Linked DNA regions of Homo sapiens: all the other regions are linked to region 2. The links are chromatin contacts, found by Hi-C or POLR2A ChIA-PET in ENCODE. All regions are on one chromosome and are shown on one strand. The core of a region is the stretch at or near the end of the contact, and the rest is flanking DNA. Distances in the headings are between cores, read along the strand shown.

Region 1 (4,164 bases), core at 761-3,260, 370 kb after region 2:
AGACACAATGCAACCCATAACAACCTGTAACCCAATGTGCTGTCCCAAAGAACTACAACACCAGGGGGATGCTGAGGTTCAGAGAGTGTCCTTGCCCTGGTGGTAGGGCTGGGACGCAGCAGGACTGGGGAGGCGGGACCCACTGCTGCTAGACACTGCAGCACTCTTAGACACAGCTCGGCCACCTGAGCAGGTGATCATTTCCCAGTTCCGCTCTGCAGACCCTTTTTTTTTTTCCCAGTAGAGATGAAGTTTCACTATGTTGGCCAGGCTGGTTTTGCACTCCTGACCTCAAATGACCTGGCCGCCTTGGTCTCCCAAAGTGCTGGGATTACAGGCGTGAGCCACAGTGCCCGGCCCCACTTTGCAGATTTAAAAACAAGACATCTGGAAGCTCAGAGAAGTTAAACTCACCCCAGGTCTTACAGCCAAACTCTGGCTTGCCTGACCTGATGTCAGGAGGCTTTCTTAGTGCAAGAAAGGAAGGGCAGGGCAAGCCTTAGCCGAATGTTTATCTCTAAGAGGCTTCTGACTCTCCTGGGCGCCTCCGGTTCCTTCTCCCAGGAAGGCATGTGGCCGAGCTGGGCTTGGGTGACTCATGGTCCTAGAGTGATGAGTGAGAAACAGGCACTGTGAGAGTCATGGTAGGACCTGGCCAGAACTTCGTCCCCTAAGTCCTGGACTTGGTCCCTCCTTTGGGATTAGTTGGGGTCTCACAGAGCCTCCCACATCCTGGGCAAGTTACAGCACATGCTACAGGATCTTTGCAGAAATGTAAACAAACTCTTTCTTCTTTTTTTTTTCCAGCCACCAGTAGAATTTAGAATTTATTTATTTATTATTTTATTTATTTATTTATTTATTTATTTATTTGAGACGGAGTCTCACTCTGTTGCCAGGCTGGAGTGCAATGGCGCAATCTCGGCTCATTGCAACCTCCACCTCCCTGGTTCAAGCGATTCTCCTGCCTCAGCCTCCTGAGTAGCTGGGACTACAGGCAAGCGCCACCATGTCCAGCTAATTTTTGCATTTTTAGCAGAGACAGGGTTTCACCATGTTGGCCAGGATGGTCTCGATCTCTTGCCCTCATAATCCGCCCACCTCGGCCTCCCAAAGTGCTGGGATTACAGGTGTGAGCCACCGTGCCCGGCCTTAGAATTTATTATGAAATTAGACATGAGGTTCCAAAAAGTAACTAGAAGATTTTTTACTTTTTATTTTTTGAGAAAGGGTCTCACTCTGTCGCCTAGGCTGGAATGCAGTGGCACAGTCGTAGCTCACTGCAGCTTCAAACTCCTGGACTCAAATGATCCTCCTGCCTTGTCCTTTCAAGGTGCTGGGATTACAGGCATGAGCCACTAATCCTGGCTAATAATTTTTCTTGACATATTAAAATTCTGTTTCTTAAATAGCATTTCCTCTCATTTTGGATGGGTGCACGAACCTTGGGTGGGATATCCTTGGGAGGTGACATCATGCACACAGAAGGCAGGAGCCCTAAGGGGGTTGGGGATGGCTCCAGAATGGGGTCTGAGAAGGAGATGGAGAAGCCTGTTCACGCAACACTTCATAGTGGCTTGCTTTCCGCAGGGTCATTGGCAGGGCGGTCCCTAGGCCTGGAGCGCTCTTCCCGCCCATCCCCAGGCCCTGCTCCAGGTCGGCCTCCTGGGAACCATCCCGTCTCGCCAGCACACCCTGTCCCGAGGCCGCCTCTGACCTCCAGGCTGGGCCTGGTCCCCACGGCGCTTAGCGCAATCATGACTTAAACACCTATTACAGGACGCTCAGTCTTTAGTGCTTGTCTCCCCGCGGCTGGGCTGACTACTCCCAGCACGGCCACTGAACGCTTGGCCGCGCGATGCTCCGGAGCGCGGGTCGCCATTGGGTTGAACTACAGCTCCCAGCATGCTCCGGGCCGGCGACATCCGGAGCCCCTGGTAGTTGCCTAGCGACCGGGCGTGTCCCGGAAGACGGGCCCGGCGTGGGGCGCGACTTCCGGGGCGGCGGTTGCATCAGATTCTAGGAAGTGTCTGTAGCCGCAGCTGCGGGTCCGGGATTCCCAGCCATGGCAGATTCCTCCGGGCAGCAGGGTGAGCGGCGCGGCCGGGCCAGGCTGAGGGCGGCTGGGGGCCTGACTGGGCGCTGGGTGCTCGGCTCGAAGGGCAGCGAGTCCTTATGTCTGAGGGGCCCGGGTGCATGGGTTCTGAGGGGCAGCTGTGTCCGTGGTCTGAGGGGCGGCAGTGCCCGAGGTCTGAGGGGTGTCAGTGCGCGGGGTCTGAGGGACGGCACGTCCTTGGGTCCGAGGGGCGGGGGTGCTCGGGGTCTGAGGGGTGTCAGTGCCCGGGGTCTGAGGGACGGCGGGTCCTGAGGTTCGAGGGGTGGCACGTCCTAGGATCCGAAGGACAACGGGTGCCCGGCTCCGAGGGACGGCCACTGGGACCCCTGGGACTCCTGCGTGAGGGTCTGCCAGACCCGTGGCTGGAGCACAGACCCCGCGGGGACCCGAGCCCGAGCGGGGCGCTGCCCAGACCACCCAGCCTCAGTTTCCTCACTTGGTTCCTGCCGAGGTCCCCTTGCATCCTCACCCCGGGAGGTGGCCCTACATCAAACAGCCTTTCCCCAGCCGGTGCCTGGGCGGGCCCTCGCTCCCTCTTGCCCCAGCTGGCCTTTAGGGGGGAGACAAAGGCCCAAGGGTTGTTTTGGTTTTCTGCCCAGACCTGGCAGCTTCCGGGAGGTGGGCGGAGGGCACCTGAGGTTGGTATTTAGGGAAATGGGGCAGAGGACGCCAGGGGTACGCGTACACACAGTAAAAGGGCTTGGGGCTTTACGAAGGCTTTCATCTCCAGTTCCGCAGGCAGTCCACTGCAAGCTGATTGTCAGAGCATTACTGCCCCATTTTATTGCCAACCCGGGAGGTTCCCCAGGGACACAGCTGTGTCAGCTCCCCCAGTCACTCATGTCACCAGCGGGTAGACCTTGAGAGACCAGTGGGTTCTTCTCTCACTGTCCCTCCAGCAAGATTTTAGGTGCTGGAAAGGCAAGAGACTGAATCAGAAAGCCCAGATTCCTAACAGTCTGGAGCAGCCTTTCCAAAGGAAACATTCTCAGTATCTAGTTTTTAATTCTTTTGGCTGGCAAAAATTAGATGCAAGTTCTTGTAAGACACCTCCAGCCCCCACCCTCAGTTTAGATCGTACCAAGATTTCCTTAGCATCTGGTGGTGCCCTTTGCCCCTGAGGGTTTATTGGGTTATAGATAGGTAGTTATGACAACCCGAGTAATCTGGCGGCATGGGGACACCCAGATGACAGGGCTACACTCTTGTGCCAAGTGGCAGGAGGTGGTCACCTTCCAGGCACGCCGCCTACCACCCTACCTGTGTGCCTGGATTCCAGCACCATCTCCACCCGTCCCAGAGCCAAGCGGCCCTCAGAAGTCACCCAGATTCCTGTAAAACAGCATCATAGTTAACAGCCCCAACTCTGGAACCACCCTGGAAGGGCCAGGGTTCCAACTCTGCCTCCCGCCCCACAGCAAACCATGCGTAATGGCTCCTACCTTGGAGCATGGAGTGTAAATGAATTAATAGATGGGAAGGACGTAGAACAGTGCCTGGCACTCAATTAAGTGCTGTGTCTGTGCTGAAAGTTAGGGCCTGTTTGTTTTCAAACTAAAAATGTGTTTTTGTTCATTTGTGAACGTAAATGACGTATTAGTAGTGTTTTGTATCTTGTTTTTAAAAATAGCTTTAGAATTTTAGGTTTTCAGAGCCTTGTAAGAATTGCCTTCTTTTTGGAGCTTGCCATATAGGTTGGGATTGCCCTCTCCGGGCTGTCAGGGCAGCAGGCAGATTGCCCAGTCCTCAGCCTGCGCACAGCATCTCCAGCCAGTGTTCTTCTGCCCCAGGGCATGGCCCACCTGCCTTTACTATCGCCTCCTCCCATCACACACACACTCTCAAAGATGAGAACAGGAAATAAAATCCAATCGTAGGCCAGGCGCAGTGGCTCACACCTGTAATCCCAGCACTTTGGGAGGCCGAGGCAGGCAGATCACGAGGTCAGGAGATCGAGACCATGGTGAAACCCTGTCTCTACTAAAAATAAAAAAAAAATTAGCCGGGCGCGGTGGCGGGCGCCTGACTACTCGGAGGCTGAGGCCGGA
Region 2 (4,251 bases), core at 1,655-4,154:
CCATTCCATACCGTTAAACTGCCTTAGGTTGTTATTACTGTTATTAAAGAGACCCTAAAAGCCAGAAGTTGAACCTTGACTGTAGTTCTTGCACGTACACGCACAGTCTTGCAACTGAAACCACTCAGATTGTCCTAATGCTGCTCCCCATAGCAACACCACCTGGAATTTTACGTTTGGTTTTAAGTATCAGTCCTAATCTTCACTTGCACCCGAACACACCGCACCTGAGAGAGCCACGTGACATTAAAAAATCCCTTCAGTGAGGCCAGGCGTGGTGGCTCACGCCTGTAATCCCAGCCCTTTGGGAGGCCAAGGCAGATGGATCATGAGTTCAAGAGACACTCGTGGCCAACATGGTGAAACCCTGTCTCTACTAAAAATCCAAAAATTAGCCAGGCGTGGTGACGCGTGCCTGTAATCCCAGCTACTCGGGAGGTTGAGGCAGGAGAATCGCTTGAGCCTGGGAGGCAGAAGTTGCAGGAGACGAGATCATGCCACTGCACTCCAGCCTGGCAACAGAGGGAGACTCTCTGAAACAAAAAAATCCCTTCAGTGCCTTGATCCTTCCAGATTCAGATCCAAGATAGATGACATTTGTCCCTCATCGGAGCCCGCACACCAAGATAAAGATTTCTTCTGGCCGGGCGCGGTGGTTCATGCCTGTAATCCCAGCACTTTGGGAGGCAGAGGAGGGCAGATCACCTGAGGTCAGGAATTTGAGACCAGCCTGGCCAACGTGTTCAAACCCTGTCTCCACTAAAAATACAAAAATGGCCCGGCATGGTGGCTCACGCCTGTAATCCCAGCTACTCGGGAGACTGAGGCAGGAGAATCGCTTGAACCCGGGAGGTGGAGGTTGCAGTGAGCAGAGATCGCGCTATTGCACTCCAGCCTGGGCAACAAGAGAGCGAAACTCCGTCTCAAAAAAAAAAACAAAAGAAGAAAAGATTTCTTCTGTGTGCATGGCTCAGCTCTGTGGTCCGCTAGGGTCTTTCCTCAATCCGCTTCCAATCTATGGAATCAGGAAAGACTGAACCAACCTCGATTTATTAATATTTTAGTATAACATAATACAGTGGTACTTATTATAGTATTGACCGTATATGCCCTTTTGCTCCTTGGAGGAAAGGCAATTAATAGCTATTATGTGAGTTAATAAAATAAGCCCAGGATTTATGAGTGTAACTAACCTGTTCCCATTGGTTTTCCTTCTCTCCTGCAGGCAGAGAGCTGATCAAAACAGCAAAAGCAAAGCAGTGCCCCGGCCCAGTTCTAAAGCCAACCTTCCTTAATCACCCAGACCCATCCCAGGTTAGGACATGCTGTGGATTCTCAGGTGACTCCATCTCAGGATACAGGGACTGAGAGGGTGTATGCAATATCTCAGACCCAGAAACTGTTGATTCTGTCTAAAAACACAGCAATAACCACATCCCACCCTCTTGATTTAAATGAAAGTGTTTGGGGGAATAAAAGATGAACCTTTTTTTTTTTTCTTTGTCAGATCTTGCGCTCATTTGGTTCTGGTGGGGAACAACAGCTGTGAGAGAACACGTGTATTCAAATAGAATTAATTCCCCTCTCTTATTCTCGCAGCTGAGCAGGGCTCAAGTGCCTCTCATCTGAAAGAGGTAATAAGATTTTGTCTGTCTCCTCATCTACCTTTTGCAAGTACACTGAACAAATTAGCTCTCGGGACTCTTCCAAATGGAGTTTTATGAGGGATTTGCTAAGGTAAACGTTTTAGACTTTGAACACAGTTCAGATTTCAGGGGCAGTACTGAAATCTGAACTGTGTTGCTAACTGCCCAGCCTTTCAACTCAAGACACAATAACTTTGAACTAAAATAATTATATTTTTGTTGTTTTCCACTCTGTCCCCCACGTCTATATCACCACCACCCCCAATCCCGCCCCCCAGGAGCTAACTCCTCCTTCCTGTCCCTGCAAGATCAAAACTCCTCCTGGAAGCCCCGCTAGCTCTGTCTGCTCGCCTTCGTGGCAGATATCGCTATTGTACTTTTATACTTATTTGTGTGATAAGTACCTCAATGTCCACTTCTTCCACGAGCCCCTGAGCCCCTGGAGGGCCTGGACCACACCTAGTTTTTCTCACTGTTACATCTCCCTTGCCAGACACATGGTAGGCGCTTAATAAGTATTTGGTGAACGAATGGCTTGTTTGGTGACAGTCCAAAGGGTGGGGGACAGAGGGAAAACTCCCTCCTATCGGGCCCCGGACGGGTGGCGCTGATGGAGAGGAGGCTAGGATAACGCCTCCAGGACCGAAGCGCGCACCCATAAGGCCCCTGCCAAAAAGACCTTCCTGAAGGCGGAGGAACTGCGAGAGTGCCTACGTTGGCCCAAGGCCTGACCGGACGATCCCGGGGACCCTCGCCCTAACCGGCCCCGACTCCCGGGCCCCAAACCCGGACTCGGCCCCGCCTGAAGCTCCGGATCCTGGGGCCCGTCCCTGGCTCCGCGTCGGCAGACCGTGGGCTCGCTCCTGGGCCTGCCTCAAACTCTCCGCAGGTAACGCCTCCCGAACTTGAGCCACGCTCCAATCCCCTCCTCAAACCCCTCCCCGTTTCTCACACCCTGGACCCCTCGCTCCGTCTCGGCCCCGCCCCAAGCCCAGCTCCCTCTCGGCCCCTGAGCCCAGCCCCGACCCGCCTCCCAGTCCCTGGGTCCCTCCCGACACCGGCCCCTCCCTAAGCTCCGCCTCCCAGGGCCCGCCTCCTGAGCGCAGCCAGCAGCCCGGACTCGGCCCCGCCTCCCGGACCCTGGGCCCCTCCCCACGTAGGCCCGTCCTAAGCTCCGCCTCCCAGAGTCCGAGCAGCGCCTGGCCACGTGCTACGACATAGTCAACGCCCCGCCCTGGCCCCGCCTCCTGAGCCGTTCTCCGGGTCTGGCCTTAGCCCCGCCCTAGGACCTGTCTCCTGGGCTCTGCTCCGAGTCTCGCCTCCTGAACCCAATCGTCCTTTACCCCCACCCTAACGCCCGCCTCCAGGACTCTTATCCTGCCCCCACGCAAGGCCCCGCCTCCAGGACGTCTCCAACCTGGATGTTTCCGAAGCCCCGCTTCCAGGATCGCCCTGTCCTGGCCCCGCCCCAGGACACGCCAACCTGAACTCTCCCCAGGACCTGCCCCAACGACGCTTCTCCTGGCCCTACCCCAGGCCTCGCCCTCAAGACGCTCATTCTGGCCCCACCCCAGGCCCCCGCCTCATAACGCTCATCCTGGCCCCGCCCTAGAGCCGCTCCCACGACTCTCATCCTAAGCCTACCCCCAGGCCCCGCCCCCTCTCTGCCCCCGCGCACTGCCCTGGGCCCGCCCCCTTTTCAGTCCAGGCTCGGCTTCCGCCCGGTCTCCCGGCAACGCTGCGGCCCCGCCCCCGTCATGGTGCCCGAGGAGAACGCGGGGACCGAACTCTTGCTGCAGAGTTTCGAGCGCCGCTTCCTGGCGGCGCGCGCACTGCGTTCCTTCCCCTGGCAGGTGGGCGGCGGGGCGAGCGGAGAGGCCCGCGGGGCTCGCGGGAGTCCAGGGGCAGACGGGATGGGTCTCCGTGCTGAAGCCTCCAGCGCTCCCGCCACGTGAATGCCTGGGCTCCCGCCGGTCAGGTCCGCGCGACCCGGTCCCCGTCCCTGGGGCCTGGCCAGAGTTGCTCGCACCCCTCCTGCCCCGCGAGCTGGCGGGAGAAGCTGGGGGCCTCTCCACCGTCTTGGGGGGCAGACGCGCACTCGTTGTGGGGTACAGTTCACGATCATTTTCACGACTTTTTAAAGACAGTAACCGTTCTGGTCACTGGGACAGAGCTGCCCTCGCCCATTCTAAAAAGTCAGCGCCCTCAGGACCACGGGTAACCACGTCCTCCTGAGCGCAGTGACCAGGTCACAGGCTGTCTCTCCTGCCTCAGTGTTCTCGTCTGTATGTCGAGCACTGCACAGAATCGGCTCATGCTCTGAGGTTCTCACGCCTGTGATGGAAGAGACAGAGAAGGGGGTGGCCTCTCGTCTCCCTGGGGACCTGCCATTCTCAGCACAGGCGCATGGCAGGCAGCAGCCTCCCTTCTGCCAGTAGAGGGGCTTAATGCACCCGGCCCCATTTGTAATTCATGTGCGGTGAGCTCACTGGGATGAGTGAGTTTGGATATATATTCCTCCCTGGGTCTGCCCCATTTTATGGGGTGTTGCTTAATCATTTGCGTTATTCCATTGATATGAAATATTTGCACTCAGAGATCATTT
Region 3 (4,251 bases), core at 1,752-4,251, 490 kb after region 2:
CCTCGGGTGGATGGTGGACGCAGAGAGGATGGGGCAGCCCCTGTGTGCAAGTACCTGCCAAGTTGGCATGGTGTCCTCCAAGCCCCTCTCACCTCCTAAGGCCGTGGTTTATTTTTGCCCATGTCCATAAAGACACCCTGGGGGCTCCTGAAGTCACCTGCTGGTCCAGGGCTGGTAAGGCTTGGGAGTCGGCTCCCTCCAGCCCCCACATTGGCAACCAGGTTCAGGCTGGTTTGGCCGAGCAGGGGCCCAGGGTGTCTAGCAGCTGCTGGGGAGGCCAGGGCCACTACAACTGAGCCCCTGGGGCAGGGACTGTGGGCAGAGAAGCTGCCTGGGGAGGCCTGGCCTCCAGGGCTCAGACCTGATTTCCAGCAGCCCCTAAAGGGCCATCCACCCCCATACCCCCCAGGTCTTCACAGTGTCCATGAGGGGAATAGCAGAGAGGGGCTGAGTGGGCAGGAAATCCCCTAGGGAGGGCAGGGCCTCTGAATCTCGGCTGCACACCCTGCCCCCTGGCCTCCCAGCTCCTGCCCCACCTGTCAGAGCATCACCCCTGGGTTGTAAGTCCTGCCCCCAGGGGAGTGAGTTTCCCAGCCTCCCTTGAGAGGGCCACTGGGGTACAGGCAAAGAGAGGAGCTGGGCGGGGCTGGGGGAGCACACCTCACCTGGCCTCACCTGGTTTCCAAACCCTCTTCCTCCCCCTCATTTCTCTCAGCCCCTTATCTGCTCCTGCCTGTTCTCTGTCCCTTCCCCAAGGCCCTCTCCATCCTGAACCAGTTTCCTCTTCTGTGGAACAGGGGCTGGAGTGCCCACTTTGGGGAGTTCTCTGGGTTAGGTGGAGGCTGGGCACAGTGGTGGCATACGGGCACCACTGGCCCTTCAAGGTCTCCTTGGAATCTTCGAGGGCACGCCCTCCCCACAGAGTCCTCCAAGCTGTCCTCCTGGCCTCCAGTACCCCCGACCCCTATCCCCATCCTCATGTACCTGCTGTGCCCCTGGGGTTTAGAGGGATTCCTCTCCCCTCCTCTGGGGTCCCAGCACCAGCCAGGCCTGCAGGCACACAGTAGGTGCTTAAGCAACCACGAGTGTCGGGGGATTTGCCTGGAGCCGAAGTTCCACTGGCTGGCCCCTCAATGGGGTAGGCAGGCTGGTGGGCCTGGAGGTGTTCCAGGCACCTGTGGGCTGGCGCAGTGACAGAGCGCTCTGCCCCCGGCCGCTTCTCCTGGTCTCCCACTGCCCAGAGGTGCCTCTTGCCCAGGTCCCACTGTCCGGCAGCCCAGGGCCCTCTGGAAGCAAAAGAAGGGACACCAGAGTCCGAATCCTTCCTGCAGCCTCTCCGGAACAATGCTCGAATCCCCTCTCCCCGCCAAAGGCTGACCTCCCCTCACCCACCCACCCTACCTGCTGCTCCCTCACCACAGGATCCCAGCCCTGCTGCAAGGACAGGTGTCAGGTAGGGGGCAGTGTTGACCCGCCGGCCCCAGGCAGGTGTCTCACTCCCAGGCCAGAACCCTGGCACAGCCCAACCCTGCCCTCTGCCGGCACTGCCCCTCCACACCACATCCCTGCCCACTGCCAGGTCCTCTGGCCACACCGGTGGGACCACCGGGCAGCTGCTACCTGCATGCCATTCACAGAACCGGGTCTGGGGCGCTCCTCTGAGCCGGACGTCTCTTTATCCTTTACAGTGACCCTGAAGGGCAGGTGGAGGTAGGGCTGGTCCCAGGTCTGGGTTTTACGCTCTGCTGCCACTGTCTTGACATTTTAAATACATTTTGAATCAGGGGACTCTCGTTTTCATTTTGCGTGAGCCCCGTCATTGAGGCCAATTCTGACCCCAGAGTTGGGACTTCCTGCTGTAACCACCCCAGGGCGCAGCTAGGGGGCAGGGGTGCGGGAAGGTGGGAGACGTGGAGTAGTAGCCGGGGTCTCTGGGGTCCTCTCGGCCGGCTCCACCCCCACCCCTGGGAACCCGGGAAGAGCCGGCTTTCGCTTCCTGTCTATTAAACCCTTTAAAGGAAGAGGGTAAATAAAACCGCCCGTCTGCCCAGCTGGAAAGCGATGACTCAGCCGCCCCCGCCGACCCTCGCCCCCAGGCTGATCCCAGAGAGCGGGCGTCGCGGCCCAGCCCGAACCCCTCAGCTCCTGGGACCTCTCTCCGGTCCGGGTCGTGGGGGCGCGGTCGGAGCAGTCCGTACCCCAGTTCGGGACACTACGAGGGCGCAGGGAGGAGAACGGGCTTCCTCTTCCCCTTCCATTTTCTGAGCTCTATGGGTTGCTGGTCTAGCCCTTTCCACGTGTTCCCTAATCCAGCAAAGGTTACTGTTCCCATTTCACAGAAGCGAAAACCGAGGCTAAGAGAGGTGGTCGTTCTTGGCGCAGCCCGTGGGTGGCAAGATAGGAGCTCGGTCCGCTAGGGCAGGGCCACTTTCGGAGAGGGTCTCTGGGCGGCCCTGGGAAAGGCCCCCGAACAGGACGGAACGGCCAGGGCTCGGGAGTAAGGAAGGGGGCCTCGACCCTCCTTCTGCCCCGGGAGCCCGAGAGCGGCAGGGCTGGACTTGGGGCGCCTGGAGGGTGAAGGTCTGGTCCCGGCTGTCTCCCCACGGTGGGCCGGCCCCGGGCCCGCGGGTGCTTCCCGGGGCTCCCCGGCGTGAGTCATCGCGGGCAGGGCTGGCTGCAGCGCATTCTTCCGCGGGGCCGGCCTGCGAGACGGTGCGGGCGAGCGCCCGGGCGGGGCGGGACCTCGAGTCACCCCACGGGGCCGGACAGCTGGGGCACGGGGGGCAAGAGGAGCGCGGGCTTCTGAGATGGGAGGGGACGGCCGGGGACCGACCAGAGCGCGGACGCGACGGTGCGGGCCCGGACGGCTGGGCTTGGGGAGGGTATGGCCCGGGGCGCGCGGGGCTCAGGCGGGCGGGGTGGCCCGAGGGCCGGGGCGGGGCGGGGAGGGGCGGGGCGGGGAGGGGCAGCTATAAAGGCCGCGCCGGGGCCACGAGGAGCAGAGCCGGCGCCGTCACCGCCCGCATTGCCGCTCCCAGTCCCGCGCTCGGCACGACATGAAATCCCCCGACGAGGTGCTACGCGAGGGCGAGTTGGAGAAGCGCAGCGACAGCCTCTTCCAGCTATGGAAGAAGAAGCGCGGGGTGCTCACCTCCGACCGCCTGAGCCTGTTCCCCGCCAGCCCCCGCGCGCGCCCCAAGGAGCTGCGCTTCCACTCCATCCTCAAGGTGGACTGCGTGGAGCGCACGGGCAAGTACGTGTACTTCACCATCGTCACCACCGACCACAAGGAGATCGACTTCCGCTGCGCGGGCGAGAGCTGCTGGAACGCGGCCATCGCGCTGGCGCTCATCGATTTCCAGAACCGCCGCGCCCTGCAGGACTTTCGCAGCCGCCAGGAACGCACCGCACCCGCCGCACCCGCCGAGGACGCCGTGGCTGCCGCGGCCGCCGCACCCTCCGAGCCCTCGGAGCCCTCCAGGCCATCCCCGCAGCCCAAACCCCGCACGCCATGAGCCCGCCGCGGTGAGTGACTGCCCGCGTCCCGGCGAGCCCTGCGCCCTAACAGCCGGGACCGGGGCCTTTGGGAAAAACCACTTCAACCCCAGACGGCGGGGCGGGGGCGCTGCACCTCCTTGGGGGACCCGGCGCCCCGCAATCGCGCTGGCCCCCTCGCGTCAGGGTCTCGGGGCCCCTCAGGCTGGACCCGGACCGGCCCTGGCACAGCTCTCTGACCCAGTCCTTTCCCCACAGGGCCATACGCTGGACGAGTCGGACCGAGGCTAGGACGTGGCCGGCGCTCTCCAGCCCTGCAGCAGAAGAACTTCCCGTGCGCGCGGATCCTCGCTCCGTTGCACGGGCGCCTTAAGTTATTGGACTATCTAATATCTATGTATTTATTTCGCTGGTTCTTTGTAGTCACATATTTTATAGTCTTAATATCTTGTTTTTGCATCACTGTGCCCATTGCAAATAAATCACTTGGCCAGTTTGCTTTTCTACCATCCGGCTGTGGCTCAGTGAGACTCCTGCTGGGAGGGTGGAGGCCCAGGAATGGGCGGGCAGGACACCCTCATCCAGTCCTGCGGGGCTGGTGTGAAAGGCGCTGGGAACCGGCTTTGAATGAATAAATGAATCGTGTCATCTGCTGGGCCTGGTCCACACCCTCTTTTCCAAGCAGCCTCCCCAGAGGCCAGGAAGTGCCCTGGGGCTTGACCCTGGCTACCTTCTGCTCCTTGGTGTGTCCTGAGG

Evidence for each region. Hi-C counts contacts between places; a loop is a spot of excess contacts on that map. ChIA-PET counts read pairs that join two places held with the same protein, here RNA polymerase II (POLR2A). Pooled maps may share reads with other maps.
Region 1: a loop to region 2 is called in a map of naive thymus-derived CD4-positive, alpha-beta T cell, with 28 times the contacts of the local background. The contact joins the promoter of CARS1 here to the enhancer-like site in region 2. A Hi-C loop is called at or near these places in 2 of 168 maps with a recorded cell type or tissue (cardiac septum and naive thymus-derived CD4-positive, alpha-beta T cell), 11 of 37 single-sample maps with no recorded cell type and 18 of 50 pooled maps. POLR2A ChIA-PET finds 5 or more read pairs at or near these places in 1 of 52 experiments (OCI-LY7).
Region 3: a pooled map shows a loop between it and region 2 (4-fold over the local background). The contact joins the promoter of PHLDA2 here to the enhancer-like site in region 2. A Hi-C loop is called at or near these places in 2 of 168 maps with a recorded cell type or tissue (PC-9 and chondrocyte) and 7 of 50 pooled maps.

What each region holds. Positions count from the first base shown.
Region 1 is chr11:3,055,269-3,059,432 of GRCh38, reverse strand. It overlaps CARS1 (cysteinyl-tRNA synthetase 1), which reads left to right and starts at 2,010. Exons shown (of 23, transcript NM_001014437.3): 1 at 2,010-2,090. The coding sequence starts at 2,066. It overlaps LOC124902615 (a long non-coding RNA gene), which reads right to left and starts at 809. Exons shown (of 2, transcript XR_007062555.1): 1 at 415-809. RefSeq lists an enhancer at 1,824-2,356.
Region 2 is chr11:3,421,649-3,425,899 of GRCh38, reverse strand. It overlaps the pseudogene FAM86GP. Among named protein-coding and RNA genes, the nearest start is that of ZNF195, 45 kb to the right of the region's middle. RefSeq lists silencers at 2,612-2,821, 3,322-3,461, 3,492-3,631. Within about 2 kb of position 2,904, at least 36 of the 41 ENCODE cell types and tissues checked have a DNase peak (open chromatin) inside an H3K27ac peak, as active enhancers do; they include OCI-LY7, where a contact is called at or near this core.
Region 3 is chr11:2,928,170-2,932,420 of GRCh38, reverse strand. It overlaps PHLDA2 (pleckstrin homology like domain family A member 2), which reads left to right and starts at 3,001. Exons shown (of 2, transcript NM_003311.4): 1 at 3,001-3,525; 2 at 3,754-4,148. The coding sequence starts at 3,057. The coding sequence ends at 3,515. RefSeq lists enhancers at 1,897-2,505, 2,506-3,115, 3,116-3,724.